Linked DNA regions of Homo sapiens: region 1 is linked to region 2. A link is a contact called in ENCODE POLR2A ChIA-PET data. All regions are on one chromosome and are shown on one strand. Each heading gives the region's core, a stretch centred on a gene start or an enhancer-like site at or near the end of the contact. The rest is flanking DNA. Distances are from core to core; before and after follow the strand shown.

Region 1 (6,217 bases), core at 2,053-4,552, 110 kb after region 2:
CACAGCAGGCCAGCTCTGCTCTTTTTGATATCCCCAGGTTCTAAGAAGCGGCTTGGCTGACCCCAGCCCACCCTCCTGAGGGTCAAAGCTGGCCCAGACACGCTACAGTGCCCAGCACCTGCTCCCTGGGACCCTCCCCATGGCCCCCTCCCACCAGGGCTCATTGGGATCCTCAGGAACTGCTGTCCCCACTTGTGGCGTGTCCCCAGGTCTTGGCCCTCAGCAGACAGCTCCTCAGCCTGCCGCTTCCCTTGTGAAGTGTACGTAAGTGAAACATCCCTATGCTGGCCCTGCCAGCTGGCACAGGGCAGACTCTGATGAAGAGCAGCGCCTGGGTGCCAGGGGGCCCTCGTGGCCAGGCTGCTGGGCTGGGTGCACCCACACACTCCTCTGCCTGCTCACCTGCTGGCCACGCCTCTCACTGCAGCCCTGGTGGAGGATGCCAAGCGGGAGCCGCACCCCCGCCTTGCCTGACAACAGTACCCGTCACCCGCTCTCAGCCGCAGCTCCAGCAGCTGCTCCCCTGCCCTCCCCGGCCAGCGGAGGAGACTGGAGTGGGCTACAAGGAAGGCAGGCCCCACACTCTTGGCCCTGCGCCCGAGTGCCCTTGCCAGGCCAAGTCAGACCACAGGACAGGCCACAGTGGTAGCAGGGCCTGGAGGACAGGCTGCCTGAGGCTGGCCTGGGTGGGGGCGGGGCAGAGTGGGGGCTGGGCTGTGTGTGCCAGGGGCCCTGCATCCTGTCCTCCTCTTTGGAGAAGCCCAGGCTCCTCCGGCCTCTCTTGCCTCTAAATCATCTGCTTTTCAGCCTCACTAATTCGTGCAGGGTTCCTTGGCTCATCCACACATTTATTGGGCACCTACTGACTGCACACCCTGCTGGGCTTCAGGTCCTGTGTGCCCCAGTAAGAACAGCTCAGTTCTGGCACAGATCTTAGGGGGCGCAAGGCAGAGCCGCCCCTGGGGCCTGCCCCGCCTAGGCCTGCAGACGTGTTTTCCTCAGCCCCACCGGAGCTCACTGCGAGGGTAGCTTTTCACCGAGCCAAGGTGGCCCCTGTGCCCAGACAGCCCAGATTACAGTGGGCATACGCTGGGGCAGACGCCGGCAGGGCCGCCTTGTTATCTCAGACGCTGACGTCACCTGTCTGCGGGAGGTGCAGGGGGGCCACTTCCCGGGGCCAGGCAGGAAGCCCGCCCAGTGCAGAGAGGGAGGTGCCCAGGCCCATCTCAAGCTTGCTGGGCCCAGGGGACCAGAGCCCCTGGGTTCCCTGATGCAACCAGGCCCCACTCTGCACCCCGGGGCCTCCTAGGCTGGCCTGGCCCTGCCCCTCCGTCTGCCCTTCCCCAGCCCAAAGCCCGCAGGACAAGTGGACAGCCCAGGCCGGTTGCAGTCCTGCATGCTCTGCTGAGCTCCCTGAGTCCAGGTTTTGGGGGGCAGTGGCTTTGGGCCAGGGTTCAGGGGTTTATTTCACAGGTCCTTCCAGGTGCCCCACAGTTGCTGAGTGGGAGACTGGCACTGGGGACTGGTGACAAGAGACCTCCCGGGCAGGCCCCTGGCACGGGCTGAAGGACGGAAGCTGGAGGCAGGGAGAAGCCAAGGGCATTGGGTTTGCAGACTCCATGGGGCAGGACAGGAGGGACTGGATGCCTGGGGAGGTTGGGGCAGGACTGTACCCAAGACAGGGGATCAAGCCTAGTACAGAGCCGAGCAGCGGGAGGGACCACCCTGCCAGGCCAAGGGAGGAAGACCCGGGGCCTCCAGACACAGTGTACCAGAGGAGAACCCTTCCCATCCAGCATGGCCAAGCGGGACCCGTGTGGCACTTGAAGCTGGGTCCCTGGACTCACCACCTTCCCTCACTGGACCCCTCGGCAGCCATGCAGGTGGGGCTCACTCCCCTTTCTACTCGCCACCCTGCAGAGGAAGCTTCTTCTCGGCCAGCTGGCCCACCTGTGCCCCTCCCTCAGGAACCCCACCTGGCCCACCCCACAGCTCCTGTGTGTTCCCAGGGGCATCTGATCCTTCAGCCTGGCCCCTCTTTCCTCTCCAGCCACCTGTGCTGCCATTCCAGTGACAGCCAGGCCAAACTCCCTGCTGGGTCCCCAAATGTCAGGGCGTCTCTCTCACCTCTGTTCCCTCCTCCTGGAATGCCCTTCCTGCTGCCTCATGGCACGCTTCTCTTGGGCCGTTTCACAGGTGTCGCTTGGGGCTTGAGGATTTCAACCTCATGGGTTTTTAGATTAGAGTTAGAAAGAGGGGAGACCTTCACCTGGAGGCAATGATTCAAAGACAGGCAGATTACTTCTCTCCATCGACCCGCACAACCATCTTGGCAGCCCATTTTACAGAGAAGCCTAGACCAAAGGAATGAGGTGTCTTTCAAAGGCCACACAGAGCCAGGAGAGACTCTTCCCCACACTGACGTCCACTGGGACCCCAGCCTTAGTGCTCCCTGTGTGTGTCTGTCACTGTCATTGTGGAAAATAAAAGGTCCTGAAAGGACAGTCTCAGGTCCTGGTCCTGGTCTTAGATGTGACTTATGATGACTTCAAATCCATAAGACACAGATGCAGTGGGTAAATTGAGGCAGCCTCTTGTTTCTTAGCCAAAGAACTTGTTCAAGAAGTTTTCTTAGCAATGGGCTTCCAATTATCAAACCTGGATGATATAGAATTGTGGTGGAAAGGGTGGTAGATAGGTGGGTGGATAGATGGGTGGGTGAATTGATGGATGGATGGGTGAGCGGATGGATGGATGGATGGATGGATGGATAAATGGATGGATGGATGGATGATCGATGGATGGGTAGGTGGGTGAATGGATGGAGGTTGGAATGGATGGATGGATGGATGAGTGAATATGTAGGTGAGTGGAAGGATGTGTGGGATGGATGGGTGGATGAGTGGATGGGAAGGTGGTGTGTGAATGGATGAATGGATGGTTGAGATGGATGGATGATTAGGATGGATGGATGGATGGACGGATGAAAGGATGAGTGGGTAGAGGAAAGGATGAATGGATGGGTGAGTGGGGGATGTGGAGACATGAGGATGAATGTAGACGTATGAATAAGTAGGTGGATGAATGAAGAGCAGGTGGGTAGATGGAAGGGTGGATGAACAGTTGGATGGAGGAATGAATGGATCCTCAAATAGCACTTTCTTTGGCTAAGGTGTTGTAACCTTGAATCATGGAGAATGATTGCCAGGCACCCTCCACTCTGTGAGTCTCTGGTTCTCTGCCATGACCCCCAGGGCCATAGAGCAGTGTGGCTTCTCAATCCCCAAATAAGGTGGACAAAGTCCGCACTGGCAGGCCCAGGGAGCAGGAAGTCCGGGTGGGGTGGGAGGCCCTGCTCCCGGAGCTGAAGTCAGTTCCTTCTTTTCTAAACAATGAGGCCTGGCCTGATCTTTGCCGCACCTCCACCCTGCTCCACCCAAGCTCCCTCCACATCTGATGGGGCTCTGGGGCCCTCAGAGCTGGATGCAGGGAGCTGGGGGCTGGAGCAGGAGGGCCAAAAAGAGCAGGACCCACATAGTTTGCAAAAGGCTCAGTCGTGGAAATGCTGCCTTCCCTGCAGCCAAGGCTCCTGGAGCCAGTTTCCCCCAAGCTTCTTTCTGTAGGGAGATAGGAGCTGGGGGTTTGTTGGCCAAGACATGACTTTGGTTTCTTGTTTTCGTCTTTCTTCTTCAAGTCCATAGTTGGAAGGCCCTGCATCCCCTTCTCTCTCCTGTGTCCTCTTCCTTATGGTCATCCTGCTCTGTCCCCCCACTTCCCTTTCCTTGCCCCTCTCTCTGACCCACCATGGCCAGTCTGGCAGAGGAGGAGACTGGAAGAGTAGAGTAGGAAGGAAAACCAAGTCTGCCCTTGCCAGGGCACGGAGGACCAGACTTTCCAACCCAACCGTGGCTCCCAGTTTCAGTGACCAAGCTGGGGCTCTTAGGCCTAAGCAGGGGCTCTCCTCTGCTCCAGCTCTGTCTCCTGCATTGGCAGGAGAGAGCCTCTCCCACAGAGCTGTCCCTGGAACAGAAGGACAAGCTGAAAACCAGAGAATCTCCCCCTCTCGTGCTAAGGGTAGCCAGAGTGTTCCACGGCCCTGGAGACACCATCCACCACCCTCCCAGTGGGCTTCCTGGAAACCCAGAGATGGCTCCAGGGGCTCTGCCCTCCTGGGAAGCCACTTAGAGCCCAAAGAGCGCTTTCCACATGGAAATAAGGGGTCTCTTCTGAGGGTAGGGGTGCTGCAGTACAGAGCAGGGGCAGGGCCGGGAACTGGGGACACAGGCCTGTGTGGACTCAAAATGAACGAGGGCCGTCCTGTGCGTGCTCCACTCCAAATCCCATCTGCTCCCACACTGCTGGCCCAGGGAAAATCTGGGTAGTGACAGTGGCCGTCCCTCACGCCCTCCATGGCCAGGTGCCAGTAGCGTGTTCCACAAGCATCACCTTCGAAACCCTGAAGGAGTCAGGACTGTCGCTGTTCCAGACAAGGAGACTGAGGATGAGTCTCCATTAAGTGGCTTTCCCGCAGACACACAGTAAGTGGCACAAGAGTCAGGAGTTTGAGCCCGGGTCAGCCCAGCTCCAGCCATGGTCGCAGGGGCTGCCTGCAACCCCTGACGAGGGGCACCCCGGGGAGGCCTGGACCCAGCACCTGCAGCCCAACCTGGGCAGAGGCTGATCCAGCAGCTAGGAAGGGCATGGGTCCAGGAGATGGCAGAGCAGGGAACAGAGCGCTGCCGCTCAGGGTACTCCCGGGGAGCTGTGGTTCTCAGTGGAGGCCGCTCCCACACTGACACTCAGGCACCCTTTCACCTGCTGATGCCCAGACACTGCTGAGGCCAACACAACAGACCCACAGCCTGGGTCAGCACGGACAAGGGTGCTTCCTGGCTCCTCCTGACCATTGCTGAATGAATGATGGGTGAATGAATGAATTAACAAATGATGGCTGACTGATGAAAAGCAAGAACACAGATGGAACCAGAGCTTCTGGGGCGCGGAGGCAGGGGCACAACCCCCTCCCGTGCCGGAGTGCGCACACACACACACAGGGGTACACACATGCACGCACAGACACACATGCATACACACACATGCCCACACATGCAAACACACATTCATATACACACACGCCCACACACACAAACACACATTCATATACACACATGCCCACACATGCAAACACACATTCATATACACACGCACGCCCACACATGCAAACACACATTCATATACACACACGCGCAGCAGGCCTCCTTGGTCAAGGCCTCCAGAGCTTTGTCCTTCCTCACGGTTCCAGTGGCCCAGAAGACTCACCATGTTGCCTTGCCCCAGCCCAGGGCCCCAAGTGAGTGTATCAGGATCCCTGAGCCCGCCCCGAAATCCCCAGGTTTCCACCGCTCCCAGCAGGAAGCCGTGCTTCATGCATGAGGCCTCCCTCACCTGTTAATTTCCGCTGATCCTGCCAACCCCCAGGTGAGGGCAGCCATGGGGACCCCAGTGGCCCAGAGCTGGGCCCAGGAAAGGGACCAAAGGCCCAGGGGGCCTTGCTCCTGGAGCCAACTCCACTCAATGCCAGGGCACAGAGGGAAACCAGGCACTGTGGCCAGGCCCCTGGGAAGGGTCATGGGTGCATGCTCAGCAACCCTCGGCCATCATGTGGCTGCAGGCCCAGCCTGTTGCTAGGATTAGTCCCGGATTAGCCCACTGAGGTCCCAGAGGCTCGAGTGTCCTGGTCACCAGTGCTATAGAAACCTGGCCAGAGGCAGGGGGTGGAGACTGGTTCCTCCTTGGTGGGCTCTTCCCTCCAGGCCCAGTCTGAGCCTTACCCTTTCCTGAGCCAGCTCTGGAGTGCCTGGGGCCTGAGCTCCCACCCCCAGCCCTGCGGGAGCCCTTCTCCACAGAGCTCTGCACCTAGGGAAGTTGTAGCTTTCCAGAATCAGCTGTTTTCCAGATCCCGGAATGAAAACGGATGACCGATCATGTTGTGCCTGATGTGGAAAAGCGAAGCGTTTGTTCTCTCCCTTCTCAGATGCTCCTTAATACAGAAAACGTCAGAGCTGGTTCACCCTGCTGCCCCAGGAGCACCCTGGAGCTTCCCTCCCCAGGCCCAGCCCAAGCACCGCCTCCTGAGAACTCTCCTCCCCTCACTGACCCCTGTCCCATCTGTCTCTGCCCTGAAGGAACACCAAGTTGGGGCTGTGGGGCTGGGACC
Region 2 (5,426 bases), core at 2,678-5,177:
CTGCTCCTCCTTGGACAGTTGCAGCACTCAAATGTTAAAACAATTTTTTAAAATAAATTTTTCTACTTTTTTTTTTTTTTGAGACAGGGTGTCACTCTCTTGCCCAGGCTGGAGTGCAGTGGTATGATCATGGCTTGCTGCAGCCTCAACCTCCTGGGCTCACGTGATCCTCTCACCTCAGTCTCCCACATAGCTGGGAATACAGGTGCGCGCCGCCGCACCTGGCTGATATTTGGTAGAGATGGGGTCTCACTATGTTGCCCAGGCTGGTCTCCAACTCCTGGACTCAAGCAATCTGCCCACCTTGGCCTTCTAAAATACTGAGATTACAGGTGTGAGCCACCACACCTGGCCCCAAATAAAACAATTTAAAAAGGAAAAAAGTGTGTGTGTGGCAGGAAGAGGAGGGTGAGGCCCGGAAGGAACTGAAGGAAACAAACTCAAGGAGAACAGCTGGTCCCCACGCCAGCGTCGACGCTCCAAGTCCTTCACCTCGGAGCCGAGCAGGGGCTGGGGGCACGGGGAGCTTGTGGCCTTTCTGGTGAAGTGACTCTTTTCTGGAACTTTCCAAACACCCTCCCCGCCCCCCGCCATGCCCCCCACCGCCTTTCCTTCCTTCTTTCTCACCCGCTTCCTTATTCCTTACTGTTCATCACAGACAAAGTTCCTGGGTAGGAGTGCGGGCAACTGCCGTTTGGGATCCATGGGGGCCTCCCGCCATTGGGCAGCCCCTCTCCCTGGCTTGTGGGGAGGCTCAGGTGAGCCCAGGTCTCCCTCTCCCACCGCATGGGAGTGCAGGATCCACAGGCTGATGGCTGTTTGCCAAAGGATGGGGACATTGGGGCACAGCACGGGGACACTTACTCAGCAGACAGCACCCTGACTGGCAAGATTGAAGAGCTCCCCTTCCTTGCTAAGACTCCCATGAAACACACAGGGGGCTGCTCAGGGGGTGCAGGCGGCAGGAGCGGGGACAGCTCAGAGGTGGGTGTGGCACAGGGTTCATGGCATAAGAGGGGTGGCCTCGGGAGCCAGGGCGGGGGCAGCCTGGAGCCAGCAGCCCTGAGGCCATGCACATCCACAGCATGCTGGCGGTGACAGCCCCGACCCGTGGCAGGGGAGCAGGCTCTGGGCTTGTCTGACCCGTGAGCACCCAGTGGCCTGGTGGCCTCAGCCCTCGTTGCCAGCCTCTTTCTAAGGTCAAGCCTGTGCTCTCCAGCCAGAGAAGGCATGCTGGGCTGGGCTGGGCTGGGGTGGGCAGGGCTGAGCTGGGCAGGGCAGGGCAGGGCTGGGCTGGGCAGGGCTGGGCAGGGCAGGGCAGGGCTGAGCTGGGTAGGGCAGGGATGAGCTGGGCTGGGCAGGGCTGGGAAGGTCAGGGCTGGGAAGGGCAGGGCAGGGCAGGGCAGGGCTGGGCTGGGCTGGGCTGGGCAGGGCAGGACAGGGCTGGGCTGGGTAGGGCAGGGATGAGCTGGGCTGGGCAGGGCTGGGAAGGGCAGGGCTGGGCTGGACTGGGCTGGACTGGGCAGGGCTGGGCAGGGCCGGGTGGAGTGGGCGATGGTGTCCATCCCGCTTAGTGGCTTCCTCTCACAGGAAGTCTGACCACCCTTCAATGCTGGGGGTCTAGGCTGGGCAGGTGGACGTGGGGGTCCATTTCTAGGCTCTAGACCCAAGGCCTTCCTGCTGCTCAGAGGTTCCTAGGCTCAGCAGAGAGGGCGGGGACAGAAGGTCCGAAATTCCATGTCCTTGGGATCCCATCTGCCCGTCCTTCCCGCCCAGCCCAGCCCAGTCTGTCTGCTCCCCAGCCTCCCACGCCCCCCATTGGCGTGCATGAGTGACATGCGTGTCCCGCACACCCTCGGTCCTGTTGTCCATCTCCCCCATCGCCCGCACACCCTCGGTCCTGTTGTCCATCTCCCCCATCGCCCGCACACCCTCGGTCCTGTTGTCCATCTCCCCCGTCGCCCGCCACCCACGCCGTCCCCACTGCCTTAGGCTGGCTGCCCCTTTGGACAGGGGCTTTGTCTACCCAAGTCACAGGACACGTGAAATTCAGCCTTAATTAAGTTGTTGGGTGATGGAGTCCCAGATGTGGGAGGCTCAGCCAGACCCTCTTGGGCTGCCCACCCGGAGAGCGACTGGGGCTGAGAGCCTCGCCTGGGGCCACTGTGCAGCTGCCGCCTCCCGCCTCCCACCTCCCGCAAAGGCCTGGGAGTGGGGCCCAAGGCAGCTGCAGCCCCACAGCCTGGCCTTGACCCTGGGCTGCCCCACAGCCCCCCTGCTGGCTCCGTGCCCACTGGGAAAACAAGCTCCTTATCTCGAATGCTTCCTGTGAACTGCAAACAGCCACGTGTCCCTTGGGAGCCACTCTTGATGAACGTGCCCTCTGTCCCACGACCCAGGGTGAGGCCGTTCACCCTCGGGCTGGGGGCCACCGGGACTGGAGGCTCTAGGCCTGGAATGAGGGGAGGGGACCTGCGGCAGGGCAGAGCCAGGCTGGAGACCACTGCATTGGGAGGGTGAGGAGGGAGAGGAGGGGGCAGGAGGGTTTGGGTCCAAGGCCTGGTTGCACAGGACAGCTGGGGATGGGGGAGAGGGGCACAGGCCAGAAAGGCTGGGGCTGCGGGGGCTAGCTAAGAGGCGAGGGTTCTGGGTGGCAGCAGCAGGCAGGGACCTTCCCGGCGGCCCCAGTGGCTCCCTCCCTCCCAGAACCCTTTCTCCTTCCTTGGGCCTAGAGCTTCCTCCACGTACTTTTCCCCGCCCCCGCCTTTCCCCTCTCTCTCACCCCGCTCAAACATGCTGTGACCTTTCCAGGGCCCCTGGACATCACTCACTGGGTGACAGAGGTTGACAGGCATGGAGCTAAGGAATGGGAGGCAGGGCGGGGGCGGCCAAGCCTCTCCAGCCGCTCCCTTCCCGCTTGCCCCACAGACGGGCCTCCCTGGATGGTCCTGGGTCAGCACACACGCTCCCAGGCGCTTCCTTCCCCAGGAGACAGTCCCCAGCCCCTGGCGGCCCAGATCCTCCTGCTCAGGCCGACGCATCCCACCTGGGCCCCAGAAACCTCTTTGGAAAGGGACAGTCACCTCAGAGTGGCAAGCACTTAAAAGAGACCCCCAACAGGCCGGTGTGTCGTGGTGGCAGGCAGGGTGTGTCTGGAGAGAAGGGGGACGTGTCCCCAGCTGGGCCTGGGGGCGGCTCCGTGGGAAAGTCCCACCTGGTCCCAGCCCCGGGTCTCCAGCCTTCAGACTCCTTGGGGGTCTCTGTGGCCTGGCAGAGGTCGGTGGCCCCTCAGTGGAGGTGAGGCCTCTCCTGGGTCACCACCGCACACCGGCCTGCTGGGAAGCTGGGGTTCTGGGCCACAGCCGGCCCTGGACGTGGAGGGGGGCATCAGGCCAGACCCCCCAGGGGCTCACAGGGCTCTGGGAGGCCCTGGCAACCCCAGGGTGCCCCCAAGCCCTCAGAAGGGTTGTCCCTACTTGGAGGGGACCACACAGCCAGGTGGGCAGGAACAGGCACCACGGCGGCCCTTCCCTGTCCACCCTCTCACCAGTGGCCCGCAGTGCAGTCCAGGAAGCACCGGACAGAGCACGGGGCAGGGAGGGGAGGCCCGTACTGGCTTCACAGAGGTCTGGGAGGGGCTAGCCCCTGTGCAGACAGACCCCTGAAGCCTAGAGCCGCCGGCCCAGCTGAGGTCCTTCCCAGGGGCCATTCTGGGACCCCTGACCCCATGCACCTGTGTCACAGGGCTATGAGCGCCCCCAGCCCCAGGACCTCCACGTTTCTCTCTAGAGGGAAGAGGAGGAGGACGGCAGGCCTGCTGGCCCCACACTTACTGGTTGGGGACGCTCAGAGGGGGCAGCCGCCATGCCGGGAAGTTAGGGTGGGCAGAGGAGCAGCGGTGCCAGGACCCCCAGGCCATGCTGCCACCCCGGACCCTGAACAGTGGGCTAGTGTGTGGGCCTGGGGAGTGAGGGCCCAGGCCGGGCTGGGTCTCGCTCCATAAACCCTGGCTGGCCGGAGCTGCAGACATCACTGTTGACACAGGGGTGATGTCACTGCCGGCCAATGGGGAGACCCTCGGGGGCCCTACGTGTGCCTCTCTGTGCTCCCAGGGCCCCCGCCACGCACGCCGCCTGCTCTGAATGCTGCCTGCATAAACCGGTTTTTCTAAATGTCTTTGGGGCCCTGCTTGCCCCCTGGGCCCCATCTCCTGCTCATCCCACCCCACCCTTGGGCCCAGCCTATGAGCCAAGCGGGAGTGGGGAGTGGCGGAGAGCCCTGGGCCTGCCCGCTCCCACAGGCATGTGGGCCCCAGAGCCCTGACCCCTGCACCTTCACCTCGCCAGCCTCTCTCCCATCTGCCACGACCCCAGCTGCCACCATGGCTCCCCACAGTCACCCCTGGGCCGTCTCTTCCTCCTGTCGGGAGAATGTTCCTCCTGGGAGAGCCTGAGGCCCCCTCTCTGCTCCTTGCTCCCCCGTCTGTCTCCCCTGCCCTGCCTTGCAGCCCTGCCCTGGGTCCATATGCTCAGAGCTGGCTACATATCCTGTGGCTGCCCATGACACATAGCTCCCCCAGGCAGGGCCGGACCCCGGGCACCTCTTTGCCTCCAGGGCCGGCCCCACTCTGTTGGAGGTCAGCCGGTTCCGAGGCCTCCAAGCCGCCTTTCTACTTCTCGATTCCAGGGCCTGGTCTCCACTCCCTCTGGGCTTTGGGGTGCATGCTGCAGTGCAGCCTCCCCGCGCCCCGGCCTCCATGCACCCTGCTCGTGCTGCCTCAGAGGCTTGGCATCTCCCCCATCTTCCAGCCAGGCAGCCAGTTTTCTGCAACGTGGGGCCCACGGTCAGCGTCCCCCACAGCCCTGCCAGCCCTTCTCCCCGGGGGTCCGCCCTGCACCCCCTTCCCAGGAGCTTGCTCTGCACCCACTGCTGGGCCTCCTGGCCTAGGGGCTTGGCACGTGCCTGTGAGCAGAGGCGCTGGGCAGGAGGAGGAGGAGGAGCCTGCAGTGCCTGGCGCCCGTGTGTGTTTACTGGTCCGGCCCCAGCCCCGCGCCGCTCCCCGCGGACCCGGCCTCCCGCCTGTGTCCAGCCAGGTGTTGGGTGATGGAGCGGGGCTCCCTAAGGACAAGGAGCACAGTGTCTGCTTTCTTTGCAAGCACAGTGCTGACAAGGAACAGAATACCCACAGCGACTGCTTCCAGGAAACGGCTGCAGGGCGGGCGGGAGCCTCTGCGAGAGCAGCCCCTTCCCAGCAAGCCGGCCTGCAGGTGGGCTTCCAGGAAGGGGCCCCCGCTGGCTTCCCTCAGCCCTGGAAGGGGGCCAACGGTGTCACCAGGAGCAGGCCAGGGAGCGGGGTAGAGGGGGGAGAAAGAGAAAGGAGAGGCGCGGAGGAGGGAAGGAGGGACGGGGCGCAGGCCTATGCTATG

What was found. ChIA-PET counts read pairs that join two places held with the same protein, here RNA polymerase II (POLR2A).
Region 1: POLR2A ChIA-PET joins it to region 2 with 13 read pairs in HepG2. The contact joins the enhancer-like site here to the promoter of MRPL23-AS1 in region 2. POLR2A ChIA-PET finds 5 or more read pairs at or near these places in 2 of 52 experiments (HepG2 and Panc1).

What each region holds. Positions count from the first base shown.
Region 1 is chr11:2,099,436-2,105,652 of GRCh38, forward strand. No RefSeq gene overlaps it. Among named protein-coding and RNA genes, the nearest start is that of MIR483, 32 kb to the right of the region's middle. RefSeq lists enhancers at 396-1,038, 1,039-1,680. Within about 2 kb of position 3,303, at least 4 of the 41 ENCODE cell types and tissues checked have a DNase peak (open chromatin) inside an H3K27ac peak, as active enhancers do.
Region 2 is chr11:1,985,993-1,991,418 of GRCh38, forward strand. It overlaps MRPL23-AS1 (MRPL23 antisense RNA 1), which reads right to left and starts at 3,928. Exons shown (of 4, transcript NR_024471.1): 1 at 3,834-3,928. LINC01219 (long intergenic non-protein coding RNA 1219) reads left to right here and starts at 5,104. Exons shown (of 3, transcript NR_126400.1): 1 at 5,104-5,267. It also overlaps a transcript of MRPL23 not described here. RefSeq lists enhancers at 898-5,426, 898-1,752, 1,747-5,426.